2 separate regions of the Homo sapiens genome follow, and region 2 is linked to region 1. Evidence: chromatin contacts called from ENCODE Hi-C or POLR2A ChIA-PET data. All regions are on one chromosome and are shown on one strand. The core of a region is the stretch at or near the end of the contact, and the rest is flanking DNA. Distances in the headings are between cores, read along the strand shown.

The links. A loop is a pair of places that touch in the nucleus more often than their neighbours do. ChIA-PET counts read pairs that join two places held with the same protein, here RNA polymerase II (POLR2A). Pooled maps may share reads with other maps.
Region 2: a pooled map shows a loop between it and region 1 (2.5-fold over the local background). The contact joins two enhancer-like sites. A Hi-C loop is called at or near these places in 2 of 50 pooled maps. POLR2A ChIA-PET finds 5 or more read pairs at or near these places in 2 of 52 experiments (PC-9 and activated CD8-positive, alpha-beta T cell).

The regions. Positions count from the first base shown.
Region 1 is chr10:13,754,270-13,760,020 of GRCh38, reverse strand. The region is part of intron 8 of FRMD4A (FERM domain containing 4A); the gene reads left to right. Among named protein-coding and RNA genes, the nearest start is that of PRPF18, 170 kb to the right of the region's middle. RefSeq lists enhancers at 1,408-1,547, 999-1,696, 845-2,044, 2,279-2,468. Within about 2 kb of position 2,445, at least 6 of the 41 ENCODE cell types and tissues checked have a DNase peak (open chromatin) inside an H3K27ac peak, as active enhancers do.
Region 2 is chr10:13,871,594-13,877,344 of GRCh38, reverse strand. All of the region lies in intron 2 of FRMD4A (FERM domain containing 4A), which reads left to right. Among named protein-coding and RNA genes, the nearest start is that of FRMD4A-AS2, 120 kb to the left of the region's middle. Within about 2 kb of position 3,089, at least 3 of the 41 ENCODE cell types and tissues checked have a DNase peak (open chromatin) inside an H3K27ac peak, as active enhancers do.

The DNA of each region.
Region 1 (5,751 bases), core at 1,196-3,695:
AAAGTGTAAAAGCCATCCTTAGTTCATGGGTAATACATAAACAAGCAGAGGACTGGATTTGTCTAGGGGGTTGTAGTTGCTGACTCTGATCTCAAATGCCATCTCTTCAGCTCTGTTTGAATATTTGCATAAAGAGACCTCCAGGCCCCTTTTATTTAAGTTCTCCAAGTTTTTGGTATAAAGCAGTGGTAGTCAAATTTTTAAATAGATAATGACTGTAAGTAGCTTTGGCTGGAGACCTTGAACTTTGTAGGTGGCCAGTAACCATTTACCGAATTTGCTAAACATAATGTTTTCAGGTTACAGAAACTAAATCTTGTTACAATTTTTATTTGTCACTTTTTTATGACATTAATTTGGCCTTGGAATTTGGGGTTTTGATAAGTGCCAGTCCATATCTACTTACAAAGATTTCTGAAGTCCCATGAAAAAATGATTTAAAAACCACAAATCCAATGGATTCCAGTGTCTAGTCTACTTACTCACATTTTTCCCTCCACATTTCTTTCGCCAGCTCTGAACTCTGCTGTAAATATTATTTATTTTGAGAGTACCCTGACGGGATGGAATGTGAACTGGGAATAGCATGATCTGGCCCCACGGATCATGGGAACGTGTGGCCACATGGATTGCCAGGGAGAAGGAAGTGCAGGCTTGGCCTCCACAGTAATTCATGGCCCCCTAATGAGCTTCTGGAATGCCAGCTTGTTGGCTGAATTCAAAGAAACAAAGGATCCGGGTTGTGCTCCATTTGTCAAAGTGCTACTGCTACCTAGCAGTTTGTTTGTAAGCGCAGCTGTCTGGGAAGAGAAATCACTGTCAGGAGAGGGGAGAGGTCAGACACCTTATCCAAAAGGTCAGTTTATCTCACAGCCTAAAACCTACACCATGGACGGTGGGGGTGATTTGTTACATGGGAGTCTCTGATAAACACCCTTTTTCTGTAGCAGGCCCATGCTAGTAAAGCCATCTTCAGAGGTCCAGAGAAACTAGTACACTTGAGTGGCCTAAAATTGTGGAGTAATAGAAGTAATTCCAAATTCCTTCCCATCTGCTTCTGGGAAGATACCCAACACGTCGAAATTGACCACATTCGGTTCAGTGGCTAAACATTAGGTATTTTAGATGTCCCATTCTCATAACTTATGTAATTTATATAAATAAATTTATTTATGATTTATTATAGAAAGTTGTTTTTGCTATTGATGCAGGATTTTTTGCTCCTTAGTTCAACTAAAATCCAGCTTCTTGTCTCACGACCAGGAAAAAATAGGCACATGGACACACTGAAGGGAGAGGAGAGTGGATTATTAAGCGAAAAGAAGGCTCTCAGCAAAAAAAGAGAGGGTCCTGCCAACAGGCTCCCACCTCACAGATTGAATATCAGTCTCCTCCCCTGCATAAGGCATGAATTCTTGGTGGCTCCACCCCCTTCTCCTAGTGCACATGTGGGCCCCAGTCCCTTGCAGGCACGCCCGGGCAAGACCCTGTGCAGGTTTCCTTATCTGCATCTGCATGCCTCCTGCATCTATCACTATTATTAAATGCATGACTATATAACCTCAGTTTTATTTAAAGGAATGGCTTTGACTTCCATACTGTAGATATGTTTTCCTGAACCACATTAATAAAATACCAGCTTAGAACACACAGAACCCTAGAAAAGGCTTTTCTAGATATAACACAGGGTCTAGGGCTGAACTCAAAGATCTTCTAAAATCCAGAGGATCCAATAACCTTTTAAATGAATGGCCACACACAAAAGATAAAGTAACTCTTTCATAGCCTGAAAGGTCCTGAATCTAAAACTTCCCAAAAGGCTATTTTCTTCAGGATACTATTATCCTAGATATTTACATTTCAGGGACTATATCCAAATTACATTTATGTGGAATGAGTATTAATTCATAAATTATGGGAGCAGTTTCCTTGAGGTACAAGAGAAAAGGGGATTGCTTTTACAAAAGAGAAGTCAAGGGCTGGGTGTGGTGGCTCATGCCTGTAATCCCAGCACTTTGGGAGGCCAAGGCAGGTGAATCACCTAAGGTCGAGAGTTCAAGACCAGCCTGGCCAACATGGTGAAACCCTGTCTCTACTAAAAATACAAAAATTAGCCAGGTGTGGTGGTGTGCGCCTGTAATCCCAGATACTCGGGAGGCTGAGGCAGGAGAATTGCTTGAACCTGGTAGGCGGAGGTTGCAGTGAGCTGAGATCGTGCCATTACACTCCAGCCTGGGTGACAAGAGCAAAACTCCCTCTCAAATAAAAAAAAGACGAAGTCAAAAGTGCTGATACACCTTAATGGAAAGAGAACTATATAAAGACAACTGTGAACCGTAGCTACTCTTTCTCATGAAACTCACTTGCTCTTCCGTTTCTTCTTTTGGGCTCTCTGTTTTGCTCAGCAGATGCCTGAAGGCTTATTCTTACATAACTGTCTTTTCTTTCCCACTAACAAAATAGCTCACTTCCTTGTCTTATTGGACTTTACACTGAAATGTCAGGTTTAGCGTGCTGAGAGAAAATGACTGTTATCTAGATAGATGATTAGTATCGCCTGCCATAGAAGAGATACAGACCACACATGTTCATATTCTACCAAATGGAGGACAAATTTGTACGATACTTCTAAAGGTTTAGGAAATAGTCTTATCTAAAAATAACATTTTTTCACTTTTATTGTTTTCCTTAGCACAGCATGTAGTAATCTCATTTCATTTCCTGATGTATATACATGTAAAACAAAAAACCTCATGTCTGTCGACAATCAGGAAGTCAGTAGAGTTGGCATTTCTCTTTAAAAACAATTCAGTAGCCTCCAAGCTGTTAACAAAGGCAGCTGTGGGCCAAATATTTGGAAGACAAGAACCGATGCAGTTTAAAAACAAAAAATTGTCTTTCGATAATCGCTGTTGACCATTGGCCAACTAACTAACAGACATTATCTATGATTCTTACATACTTTATTCATCGTAAACAGTGCAGGGTTTTGAGAATGGAGCACTGATGTTTTCTGTTTCAAAGCTTTTTTAAAAACTCTTGGGTTATGATAGAAAAACTAATGTTCTCTTCCTTAAAAAGTTCAGTGCAGAGAATACCTCATTTAATCGACTGATAGGACGTCCAATTTTCTAGTTATATTCTAATTTAATTTAACAGAAGTCTCATTGCAACACTGTACTGAGGGAGATATCACATACAAAAACTTGATTTTTTGGTTTTTGTCTATAAGGGACCTTAACTGAAAACCTTATCAGCCAATCTCCTTACCCTGATTTTGAGAATCACTTCACCTCTGCCAGCCCTTCTGATCTTTCTAAAAATGTGCCGCAAATTTTCTTAAAATAATAACTTTAAGCAAAGCATGGTGGCTCACGTCTTTAATCCCAGCACTTTGGGAGGCCGAGGCGGATGGATTGCTTGAGGCCAGGAGTTCGAGACCAGCCAGGGCAACGTGACAAAACCCCGTCTCCACTAAAAATACAAAAACAATTAGTCGGGCATGGTGGCGTGTGCCTGTAGTCCCAGCTACTTGGGAGGCTGAGGTGGGAGGATTGCTTGATCCCAGGAGGCAGAGGCTGCCGCTGCAGTGAGCCGAGATTGCACCACTGCACTCCAGCCTGAGTAATAGAGCGAGACCCTGTCTCAAAAAATAAAATAAAAAATAACGTTTAGCATTTTGCAATATTGAAGTACTTTTAAAATGCTTTGCGCTAAACAATGCAAATCACAAATGCCAAAATCACACTACCTTTGAAATAAAGAATCGTCCATACATTAACAGAGACAAGTAAAAAACATCTGTTCTATAGAATTTTTTGTTAACAAGATTTATTGAAACCAGATCAGTAAAGCTGTGTTACTCTGGACCCTCTTCTGGGACCTGGAAATATTTTTGTTTCCGAGGACTGGATATACTGATGCTAATCACTAAAACAGGATTCTCCCAGCATGAGATTTATTAAGACCAGAAAGCAAACAGCACCTGGAAAAGACAGATAGTAAGGAAATTCCGTGTAAAGATTCTTGGTCCACGTTTTGCCTACCTGGCTCTGTTCAGCAGAACCCATCACATGCTTAAGAGGCGATGGAAGGGACCCTGTGTCTACAGGCTCACCATTCCAAATAAACATAGCCACCAAAGGAAAAGAACTCAGGTTTTGATTGAATACTTGGGGGCCAGTTTACATGACATCTCTACAAGATGAAATGCCAGTCCAAGTGAGAGAATATCAGCTTATCAGAGCTTAGTGAGTGTCGGCTAAGAAATCTTAGTGTATACCTGTGGTGTCAGTCTGCAAGTTACTAATTCTGTTTCTTTAAAACAAAAAATGAAAAACAGCTTGCTTTTAGAAACAGAACAATGCATCACCCAATCAATGGAAACAAATAGTAGCAGTCCCTCATTAACAAGGAAAATTGATTTTCACCTCCATTTTAGAAGAGGAGTTGGAGTATTTATTTGTGCTGAAAAATTCCCATTAACTTCCACAAACCACATGTTATTAGGTGCCCAGGGGAGCGGTTAGAGGCAAAAATGTAAAGACCTTTTAGTATTTTATCTTCTATAAACCATGGGATGGTGTGCTCACTAGTGTGGAAAGAAATTTTTATGGCCCAAAAAGAGTGCCTTCTTGGTTTTCTCTTTCTTTCTTTGAAATCTGTTCTGCCTTTATAAAGAGCCATGTGTGAATTAATATAAACTGAACTCAACTTACTGGTATCCGAAAATTCCAGGTTTGTAAGTCTTTTTTGCCAGGCCAGAGGGTGCCTTTTGGGAAGTCACAGGCTAGAGGAAGAGCTTTAGATGATCAACAGGAAAAGAACACGAAGAACTAATTTTCTTCTAAAAGACTTTTTTTGAGTAATATAAACGTTTATATCGATTGCGATCTTTAAAAAGATGACAAAGTCATTTTCTTGCCAGCTACAACATGGAGACTTGATTAATCTAAAGCAGCAGTCTGTAAATCACAATTCCTAGTATACCAATATCATTTCCCTGCACTTACAGAAGTGGTTTTACTACCACAGCTTTAGCTCTAGCTCTAGCTAGCTCGGTTTCAAATCGTTATTAGATCATTTGGGGCATATTTCCCTACGATTTTTAAATTGACCACTTGAAAATAAACAGCTGGCATGATCATATGGTACGAGAAATAGACTTGCTGAGGCTTTTAGATAATTCCTGAAAAAATACTCAGTTATGTCTGAAATAGTTAACATTGGGAACATAACTTATGTAACTTAACAGTAACTTTAATATCTACCTAAACTTTCAAATTTCCCTGTTGGAAACATCCTAGAAAAAAAAAAGTTGATCTGTTAAACTTGAAACACACCTAACAGCCCAAAGAAGAGTTTTTGTGGGAAGAATTGAAATTAATATAATTCTCATATACTATTTATATACTGTTTTACACACACACACACACACACACACACACACACACGAAAGAATTGTGTGTGGCGTTTTCCCATGATTTAAAAATGACTTTAAGGGCCATGAGTAATTGAAGAGCAGATGGAATCTTTCACACCAGCAAGAGCTTTTGAAAGGAACAGAATCTGTGAAAATTTGAAGCAAAATGTTCAAGTGGAAAAGTTATAAATTGTTACAGAAAGCTTTGTTTTGTGCACTAAAGTCTATTTGATGGAGCTTTCAAGTGTGTAATTCACATTTTCAAAGCATAAAAAAGTATTTGGATAGGGATAGGGTAGTTTTTTTTTTGCAGGATGATATTCTTCAAA
Region 2 (5,751 bases), core at 1,840-4,339, 120 kb before region 1:
TGGCATCTGAGCATGTGGACCTTGGATTTAGGCACTTAGTACAGGAGTGCTTTGTATCCAACACAGGTTTAGCAAAGCAGGTGGCCTGGCAGGACATACTAACCTCATAGGTGGCCATTTTCCTACTGTATGTCAAGAGCCACCAAAGACCCAAGGGTGGAATTTGGAAAACTTGCAGGTGGTCTAGAATACTATTTTCTGCTCCACACCTCCCTGGGAGGCAATGGAGATTATGACTATAGTAGTATACAAAGAAGATTGTTTATGACAAGGAGAGCCCATTCCCCAACTCTTATCTATGTGGCTTCACCCATCACTGAGGGCAGATCCACATTGATTCTGCTTGTCACATAGGTATGTGAATGACAAATAATGCATGTGTTCCTGAGACTGGCTTTTGGGGCATATTTCTACAGAATAGGCAAATTAAAACATATTTCACTGAATGCAAATTAATTTATATAGTACCTATATTACATAATTGCCCTTGAAATTATATATATAAAGATATATGCTATTTAAATATATATTTATTATTCATATAAAATATTTATTGTGTGCCTATTATGGCAGTCACATCATTCTATTTTAATCACACGTATTATTGTTTTAGTATCAATAAAATGTTTACAACTGTGAAAACTTATTGTATAATAAGACCCATAGTTGTAAATAATACTGTGTCTCCTTCCATTGATCACAACATAAGCAAAATTTTTTTAAAATTTCATTTAAAACGACAGATTAAACTGGACACTGAAACAAAGTAGGCAAATTCATGTTACCAGAAAGTGTTATTAAGGTTCTTGGTTACTGAGCACGTGAATTCTCTACCAAACCAGCAACAGATGCCGGTAACTCTTCTGCACAGAATTACATTTTAAATAGGGGATGTTCGACCACACATTTATATGAGAAAAATTGGTAGCATCAAAAAGTAGAAAAATGCGTTTGTGCCTATCAGTCTGTACTAAAATTTTTGTAAGCTTTCTGAAGCACTGAGTGAACGTTGTAAAAATTTGTTTCACCAAACCACATGTAATATTGTACCAAGGAAACATCACAAGTAAATACATCAGCTATCAGAATGAATATATTTTCTTGGAACTCTTTGTTTCTAGCTGTGCCTATATATCCATGCCTTATACATCACAACTTATTGGAGAGGAAGGGAAGGGATCTTAGAGTCCGTCTGTCCCTGAGTTCTGTAATCCTTTCTACAACTTCCCTTGCTAAAGTCTCTGGTCCCTTCCTGATGATTTGCAGTGATAACGGGGCAACCCATTCCATTTTGAGCAATGATGCTTGTTCAAAAGTTCTTCCTTCCATTGAATCCGAATGTATCTTCTGGAATTTCCCCTCATTGGGTCTATTTTTTGCCCACCAAAGCAAAGTTAACCCACCTTCACTTTATACACATCAGATTAGCAAGTTCCCCCGAACCCCCATTTGGGTAAGCCCAGGACAGTCCTAGTTTATACCTGTTCTCTCTATATAATCAATAATAGCCTCCCTTTTGCCTCACAAGTATCTGGTATGGCCAGTAGGTTGTATGGTCACGCTACCACTAGAGCTTGTGATATGTAGGCCACCGATGCAGCTTTTCCCTCAGTCCTGGGAAGTACTGGTTTCTGGACCTTCACCCGGTCTAGTTATCCTTCTTTGGTCTCTCTCCCATTTCTTTCATTTTCTTGTATAAAATATGGTACCCACAATTGAATACAGATTTCCAGAAGCAGTTTAACCACAGTAGAATGCAGGGCACCTCTTAATTCCCTTATTCCGATGCTGGGCTTCTAGCACGTGCGTGAAGAGTACGACACAAAACTGTAAACAATATGACCCCAACTTTGACATTTGAAGCTACCATCCGAACCTCTTTGCCCTCTGTAAATCTGATATGCATGCCTGCTATGTCCCTTTACAAATCACTGGGGGGAAATACATGGATTGAGGAAGACAAGTTCTACTTTAATATCACTTTGCAGTTTTCCAAGTGCTTGTGGATCTTGCTGTTGCAGCCCTGTCTCCAGACTCCCCTCATTTTGGCCTCATGATGAAATTGACTTGAAAACAGTGCTCAGTGGCTATTTCCTATTTCAAGCGATTTAGCCATCCTCACTCAGACGATTAGCTCCCCCTTCTTTGTTTTCATAAAGACGGTGTCCAGCTGTATTTCTCACTGCTTCCTTCTCATCCGCCACGGTGTCCTTCAGCTCTTTGCCTGGGTGACATTTCCAGAACATTCTATGTTCTCTCCCATTTCATCCCTTCTTACCTCATGTTGCTGTGTTCTGCAGATATCACTCCTTCCCTGGGGTATTGACGGATCCACCAGGTGTGAGTTAGGGTGTCCCCCCGTCCCCATCCCATAGCATCTTATACTCACCCCTGTAGTCACACTGATCACTCTGCAACAGCCTGTTAACTTGGGTATTTCCTCTACAGAACATAGAAGTTCCTTAAGTATAGGAGCAAAATCACATTCATCATTATATACCTAATAAGATCCCTGGCACATAATAAAGATGCTATAAGCACTTGAGTGAACACATTGTGGTGAACATTACTGTGAATAATTCTTTATTCTATTTCTCTTGTTTCGATGGGGAAAATTCCTAGAAGAGAAATGACAGAGTCCAAGGATCTGGACTTTTTAGCTGTTTGCATTCTATTTCCTGGAAGGTGTTAGTGGTCTTCTAATTAAGTTGTAATTATCTACTAACTAAATGATTTTATCTTTAATATAGTAATTCCCATTATAGTTGTTACAATACCTTCCTGAAATTTACATTAACTTTTTACTTTTGCTTATGGGGCCTTGTGGAGTATAATTTATTGTTTAGAATGATCTTTATGGTAGTCAAATCCATAGTTTTTTCCTTTTTGGCTCATTCATTGCTTTTAGGCTTAGAGAAACATGGTAAATAATCATCTACCTGGTTTTAAAATTTAACTTTATAAACTACCTGGGATTTATTTTGGGGAGAGAGTGCAGTTCATTTATATTCCTTTCATTTCCCTCTTGATTGAGAAGAGTGAAACAAACAGAAGCTGAATTGTTCAGCAATTCCTCTTTTTTTTTTTTTTTTTTTTTTTGAGACAGTGTCTCACTCTGTCACCCAGGCTGGAGTGCAGTCGTGCAATCTCGGCTCACCACAACCTGCGCCTGGCAGGTTCAAGCGATTCTCCTGCCTCAGCCTCCCAAGCAGCCGAGACTACAGACGTGTGCCAACAAGCCCAGCTAATTTTTGTATTTTTAGTAGAGACGAGGTTTCACCATGTTGGCCAGGCTGGTCTCAACTCCTGACCTCTGGTGATCCATCTGCCTCGGCCTCCCAAAGTGCTGGGATTACAGGCATGAACCACCACACCCAACCAGCATCTACTTGCTTCAAACAATATTTCCATTCCCTTCCTTGCTCTTCTTGCTTTGAACATATCTTTAAAGGTTCTTTTATTGTCCTTAGACTTTCCTTGTTTTAAATATCAGTGTCATGACTAGGTACGGTGGCTCAGCCTGTAATCTCAGCACTTTGGGAGGCCAAGGTGGACAGATCACCAGAGGTCAGGAGTTGGAGACCAGCCTGGCCAACATGGTGAAACTCCATCTCTACTAAAAATACAAAAATTAGTGGGGCATGGTGGCTGGTGCCTGTAATCTCAGCTGCTCGGGAGGCTGAGGCACAAGAATCACTTGAACCTGGGAGACAGAGGTTGCAGTGAGCTGAGATCGTACCATTGCACTCCAGCCTGGGCGAAAGAGCGAGACTCCGTCTCAAAAATAAATTAACTAATTTAAATAAATAAATGTCAGTGTCAGCTTTCCAACTCTCTCCCTGTAAACTTGTAGTGCACGAAAAATGCTGGAAATATTCCTCATACACACTTTGTTCTACTACAATCTAGTCTCCTTTGCGAGTTCTCCAGCACACATCCTGTGTTCTTCATGTCTCAATCTTCACTTCCTCATTTAATTTTATCATGTGATCAAAATTTTACGTTTAAAGTCACCATCCCATATGAACTATATTTTTTTAGATCCAGAGAGTCAAACTTATCTTTTTTTTTTTTCAGCCTTATCTTTTTTTCTAGGCTTTTAAAAACTGTCTGTCTGGGGTCTCCATCTAACTATTCTTTTATTTTTTTATTTTATTTTATTTTTTTTGAGACAGTGTCTCTCTCTTTTCACCCATGCTGGAGTGCAGTGGTGTGATCTAGGCTCACTGCAACTTCCACCTCCTGGGTTCAAGTGATTCTTCTGCCTCAGCCTCCCAAGTAGCTAGGACTATAGGCGTTCACCACCATGCCCGGCTAATTTTTGTATTTGTAGTAGAGATGACGTTTCACCGTGTTGGCTGGGCTGGTCTTGAACTCCTGGCCTCAGCTGATCTGCCCCCCTCCGCCTCCCAAAGTGCTGTGAGTCACTGTGCCCAGGCTCCATCTAACTATCCTTTTCTACTCTAAAAATTCCAAGTACAGTCATCAAAACAAAAGAAAAGGTAGATACTTGCCTTTCCCTTTGAAAAAAGCCTCTCATTCTACTCCAAACAAACAAACGAACAGACAAAAATATAAACAACCTCTGTCACTCATACTGAAGCCAGAGCTCCATGTGGCAAAGAACAGGTGTTATTTTCCATCTTTCCTCACTGTTCCCCCAGGGAACAGTTGGATGTTAGGTAGGTGTGTACTTTCTGGCCACTTCTTGCATGTTCTGTTTCTTTGGGGTTTACACCTCTCCCAGCTGCCCTTGCAGAACGTCTGCGTGAACGCATGTGCTGTGAATAAGAATTACGTGCATGCGTAAGAACCTGGACATTTTCCCACACATCGTGCATGGGTATTCCTAAACCTCCTTTCTTAGGCCAGCTCCTGTATTTCTTACATCTGCTCTCAACGTAATGAGTGCGGGTGCCACAGGATGGCCCTGGGAACCAGTTACTGGGAAAAAGAGCTGGGCTTCTAAGCGTCCTGTCTGAACGAAGTACCCTCCTCAACAAATGACCAGTGCCCCCAGAGCTTCATTTTGTGAAGGCCTGGCACTTGCTCAGTCCCTGAAGACAGCCATCCCAATGCCACCTGCCCAGAATTAGCCTCCTCACCCATCCAGAGCCACAGGAGACCTGGCATGAGGGGACAGAGACCTGCAGCGCCCCCGGGCCTTCCTATAGGAGCAGGGAGCAGCAAATCAGATCAGGGCCTGACTCCACTGTGTGTAGGCGGCAGTCAGTGGTTCAGCATTCAGCGTTCTGCACTTTTTATGTGCAGCGTTCCTCATCACAACTCTACGAGGTAGGAATTGCTGTCATCTCTGTTTTATAGATTACGGAAGGAGGCCACGTTGGTGAAGTAACTTCTGGAGGATCACACTCAGCTAGGAAGTGGTGAAGCCAGGATAAGCCACAGCCCCGGGTGGCCGAGCTCTGGAGCCTGGCTCTGACCCACCGTAAGCCCCGGCGGTGTGGCTCAGGGAGGGTAGCAAGGGAGGCACAGTGTGTGGCTCAGACCTCTGGGTCCCCAGGTAGCTGGAGGACAGGAGTGGGATGTGTGCCTGGAGCCTCCTTCCCACGCTTGGCATCCCCAGCAGTCCACTGAGTCTGCGAGATGCAAGAGGATCTAACAGCTGTTTAGAGCCCCCTGGCTGTCCCCCGTGCCCTTCTCTGCAGGCCAGGTCTGGAGAAGGCCTGGAGTGGCAGAGCAGGGAGAACCCGGCAGAGTCAGCGGCTTCCTCAGTCTTTTGTACAAAGC